Regions from separate parts of the Homo sapiens genome. Here region 2 is linked to region 1. The links are chromatin loops, found by intact Hi-C in ENCODE. Cell type or tissue: OCI-LY7. All regions are shown on one strand. Region 1 overlaps XYLT1 (xylosyltransferase 1). Region 2 overlaps XYLT1 (xylosyltransferase 1).

The links. Hi-C counts contacts between places; a loop is a spot of excess contacts. Peaks named below come from ENCODE experiments on the same cell type or tissue, not always from the same donor. Only the 100,000 strongest peaks of a DNase experiment are listed, where the experiment ranks them.
Region 2: it touches region 1 in a loop (3-fold over the local background); 4 of 110 quality-filtered maps call a loop at or near these places.

What each region holds. Positions count from the first base shown.
Region 1 is chr16:17,461,043-17,463,542 of GRCh38, forward strand. The region is part of intron 1 of XYLT1 (xylosyltransferase 1); the gene reads right to left. It overlaps LOC107987234 (a long non-coding RNA gene), which reads right to left. Exons shown (of 2, transcript XR_001752091.2): 2 at 1-2,500. Among named protein-coding and RNA genes, the nearest start is that of XYLT1, 8.7 kb to the right of the region's middle. RefSeq lists an enhancer at 1,083-1,132. In OCI-LY7, CTCF peaks have their summits at 1,182 (motif pointing right) and 1,385; DNase peaks (open chromatin) are centred at 1,239, 1,549 and 2,499; H3K4me3 peaks cover 2,500 bases; H3K27ac peaks cover 2,500 bases.
Region 2 is chr16:17,257,453-17,259,952 of GRCh38, forward strand. XYLT1 (xylosyltransferase 1) reads right to left here. Exons shown (of 12, transcript NM_022166.4): 3 at 1,536-2,046. Among named protein-coding and RNA genes, the nearest start is that of XYLT1, 210 kb to the right of the region's middle. RefSeq lists enhancers at 1,649-1,698, 1,859-2,258. In OCI-LY7, CTCF peaks have their summits at 1,521 (motif pointing right) and 1,722; DNase peaks (open chromatin) are centred at 1,559 and 2,079; H3K4me3 peaks cover 1,025 bases; H3K27ac peaks cover 886 bases.

The sequences.
Region 1 (2,500 bases):
GATGATGTCAGACCACTGTCTTCTTCCTCAACATCACACGACCTGCCTCCCAGGCCCCACAGCATCTGCCCATCTGCTCCCCTGGATCATTTCCAGGGTTGTTTCATGAGCTACAAGAAGAAGAGCTTGGGCCCCATGAGCAGAGCAGCCCAGGCCTCATGGACAGTTCTGGGATGGCAGAGACCTCAGGGCTCCCAGGGCTCTGAATCATACTACTTACTCCTTGCCCTGACCTTCCCAGAGGACACCTCCCTTGTGTGTTCAAGAGGTCACCATGGGAAAGGGTATAGGCAATGAACCAGGCTAGGATGTGAGAGTGATCTCCCTAGAGATCGGCCACTTATCAGCACGGGCTCTAACTCTTGCCTGCTAGACTGGTCCTCCTGGAGGGCAGGAGGCACATTGGTCCTGTTCACCAAGGTGGTTCCAGTGCTGGACACAGGGACTGGTACCTTCTAACTGCAGGAGTGGAGGATGGGTAGATAGGTGGATGAATGGATCGATGGGTAAATGGATGGACAGATGGATGGATGAATGGACAGAGGATGGATGAATGGACGGATAGATGGATGGATGGATGCTTAGACAAATAGATGAATGGACTGATGGATGGATGGATGGATGGATGGGTGGACAAATGCATGCATAAATAGATGGAGGCAGGGGGAGAATGAGGGGCTAGAGTCAACGGACTTACTGACTCTGAACTGGGTAGACTGAGAACACAGCCTTTGGAGACACCACCCAACTTCAATTTCTAGTTTGGACACTTCACATCTGCTTAATTTTCATCCAACTTATTGCCTTAGTTTTCATTATTTCAATCAGTAAAACAGAAATGAAAATAATAGCTCTTAACTTGCCAGATGTTATAAGAATTCAATAAAAGCATGTCTTTTTAGTCCTTCCACAGTGTTTGGTGCATTCGATAAATGCACCTCATCATCACCATAGTTGCAATGTTTGTGCCTCCTGGGTAGGGAACATTTGCATCAACCTCTCTGCCCCACAAACTCATCTTAAACTGAAACCACACATCTTGTGGCCAAAAATTATGGCAAAGCGTGCCCTGGGAGGAGAAACAAATGCCTCTTACCACATTACCTCATTAGCATCCACTGACACATTAGCCTGGATTAGATGTCCAGATAAGCAGTAGTCACCTGGCTGGGACAAACTAGGCCTGGGACAGGACAAATCCATTCATTGCCCCTAGGTGGCCCTGAAAGATGAGACACCCTCGTCCACACACACAAAGCTTGAGAATGGGTCCCACCCCTTCCTCATCTGGCAGGGTGTCTGGGTTTGCAGTTCCTGACACTAATAATGCCAGTGTCCAGGTTCAGGGCTAAGGTGACACCCCACCCCACACCCATCTTCTTTGTGATGCCTCTGGCTTCCAATCGGGAAGGGGGCAACCGAACCCAGAGAGCACATGGGCACCATCTGATGAGCATCTGCGGGCAAACGGGTAGTTTCTGTTGCAGGCGGAAGGAAGTGTCCGCAAGATGATCCGCACTGCATGTTTATTGAGGTAACTCTCCAGTGTGCTGCAGACCCAGGCTCTCAGGTACAAGTGGCGGGCTCCTCAGTGGGCCAACCACAGAGCGGTCTGAAGGAATGGAGCAGCAGGAAGTCTGTTGTGGTTGAAAGAAAGGCCATTGTCCCCGGCCAAAGAACCCTGAACAATATCCTCTTGCCCCCTCCTCCGCTTCTCCCTTGGTTAGAGAGAGCTGAATTCAAGACTCCTCTCTCTAGCCAATTTCAACTTCCATTCTTGACTGTTGAAAATATAATAGTACACAGCTTGAAGGATTAAATGAGTTCATGCACAAAGAGGGTTTAGAACAGTGCCTGGCAAACAGAATAGAGAACGCAGAAATAAACCCACACTTTAATATCAACTCATTTTTGACAAAGGCTGGGGAAAGGAAAGTCTTCGATAAGTAGTGCTGGAAAAACGGGATAGCCATTACCTATGGATAAACTTAAGAATGAAACTAGGCCCCATCACTCACCATACACAAAAACCAAATCAAAATAGATTAAAGACTTAAATCTAAGACCCGAGACTATGAGACGACTAGAGAAAAAAACATTGGGGAGACACTTCAGGACGCTGAGCAAGAATTTTTTTTGGGTAAGACCACAAAAGCACAGGCAACAAAAGCAAAAATAGACAAACGGGATCACATCAAGCTACAAAGCTTCTGCACGGCAAACAATCAACAAATTAAATAATCTACAAAATGGAAGAAAATATTTGCAAACTACCCATCTGACAAGGGATTAATAACCAAAATATATAAAGAACTCAAACAACTCAACAGCAAAAAAACAAGTAGTCCAATTTTTTAAACAGGCAAAAGAGCTGAACAGATATTTCTCAAAAGAAGACATACGAATGGCCAATGGATATATAAAAAAATGCACAGCATCACTAATCACCAGGGAACTGTGAGTCAAAAGCACAGTGAGATATCATCTCACCCCACCTGAA
Region 2 (2,500 bases), 200 kb before region 1:
AAAACCACTGAGCAAACGAATTCACAAACATTTTGAGAATATCTTCTCCAAGGAAAAAAGTAAAATTTAAGAGTGCTCCCAGAGGCTGGATTATCGTAAGCTATGGTGGCAGGGGCTAGCGGGAGGGAAGGGGGCGTGCCCTAAACAACAGTGACCACGAGTCAATAAACAGCGACCACGTGGCTGGGTGATGGTACATTGGGGTTCTCTCTACTCTGAGTGGGTCCGAAATTTCCTGCCATAACAGTAAGCTTGTAAGATCACTTAAAGGCCATGTGACCTTGGGAGAGGGATTTTACATCTCTCATCTGAAAAAAATTGGGCTCATGACATCAGCATCAGCCTCAGAGAGTGTTGGATGTGATAAACAAATTGACTGCACAGAGCCTGGTGCGGTGTCTAGCACACAGCGAAGCCTCAGCAGCCCCCTGTGGCTGCTGTCATTCCCCTTCCAAGGGCACTAGAGAAGGTGAAAATCACTACCAAGAAATACACATCAATGGCACGATTGCACATGCGCTAGTGAAACTGGACTCCCCATCTTCAGATGGCCCCTCCACTCTGCCTGTGAATTTCTGGATCAGAGCTTGGATCCCTCCGTGTCTCAGCAAGAGAGCTGGTTTATCATCAGGTCATCCGCACATAAAAGAGTGCCAGTGAAGGGAAAGAGGGAGGGGAAAAGCAAAGAGCAAGGAAAGGTGGAAAGAAGGAAGGAAGGAAGGAAGTAAAGAATGAAGGAAGGAAAAGAAGAAAGGAGGGAGGGAGGAGAGAAAAATTAGGAAAGAAGAGGACAGAAAGCAGGAAGGAATGTAGAAGGGAAGAAAGAAAATAGGAAGAAAAGAGGAAAGGAGAGAGAAAGAAAATTAAAATAAGGAAGAAAGGAAATAGGAAAGAAGGAAGGGGGAAGAGAGGAAAATAAGGAAGGGAATGAGAAGAGGGAAGAAAAGGAAAGGGAGAAACAAACCAGGAAGAAAATGAGGAAGGAAGGGAGGAAAAAGGGAGAAAGAAAATAAAGGAATGAGAAGGAAAGAAGGAGGGAAACAGGAAACATATGAGGAAGAAAGAGAAGAGAAGAGGGAAAGAAACTTTTGATGAAGGAAAACGGAAAGTTACAGAGCCTCTGAAGTTAATGCAACCAATTAGAAACCTCTCAAATCATAATCAATTACAATAATATTCATATCAATTCTAATCCCAATATTCTACTGAAAGAGAAACGAAACCATATCAATACAGCTCCCTTGGCTCCTGCCAGCATCACATCAGCTCCCGATTTCACTATAATTTCATCCTTTGCCATAAAGGCAATGGGTTAAAGCACCTACAAAAGGTAATCTGATTTTGCAAAATTTTTCTGATACAAGACTTCAACACTCAGGGAGTACTAGAACACATCAGATCTCGTGTGCTCATCTGGGGTTTGGAAAACAGGGTGGCCTTTCTCAGAAGGTCTGAGAAGGTGAGCAGAATGGGGCTGGGCAGGAGGAGGAAGTGGCCAGGAGATCCCTCTCTGAGCCAGCGGGGTTGGAACTTACCCTCGAGGGGGCAGAACCGAGTCACCTTCTCAGGCATCAGCAGCCCTAACTTGTGGCGGCAGTAAGTCTCCCCAATCTCCTGGCGGCAGTGCTTGGACTTAGCACGGGACAGGGCAGAGATGGCCTCCTTGCCTGAGATGTCACACTTAGGGGGCTGGTCATACTTGGTCTCGGGGGAGCTGCCCCCAGTTTTCCTGGCATGAGGCGGTCTGGACACATCCTTCCCGTGGCTGCTGTTGGCTGCGGCTCTGTCCCCGGGAGGCAGCACCTCACCGGGGCCTTTCCCAGGGAATGTATGTCCTTTTCCTTTCTCCTGCTGTTCCAGCTTCCTTTTCAAAAGCTCCTTCTGTCTACTCGGTGGCTTCTTCGCCAACTCAGGCTGGTGCTTCTGCTTTTGAGTCCTGGGTGCGAAGTTGCTGTTGTCGACATTCTCAAAGTCTTTGGGGACAGAGTTCTCGTTGTTGCTGTCTGTTCGCACTTTCTCTTTCGGCCGATGAGAAAAGTAGCCATCCTGGAGAAGAGGGGAGAGAAACAGAAGAGAAACTTGACTGAGAGATCATGCTAAGCAGACTGGCCTTTGAAGAGTGAGTCATACGGACTTGGAAGCCGGGGCCATAGTTTCACATCCTACTTTTGCTACTGGTTTAACCTCTGGTAAGATGGCTCTCTCTGGACCTCAGTTTCCCCATCTGGAAATAGGAGATGTTCCAACCAGAAACCAAGGCTTTTTCAAGCTCTAAAGTGCCATGACTACGATTCTCAATGCTTCTTATTAACCACACCTTTTCAAGTCAGTTTCTTTCCTTGACTGTCTTTGCCACTGGGTAACAAACATTTTGTTCCAGCGTCCCGTTTAAATTCCAGCTGAAAGTGCTGTGATGGTTTACTTAAGGGCTGGAAATGATATAATAAAGTTATAAAGGGAAAAATATTGGTAGGATATTACATACATTCCATTGCCTTTA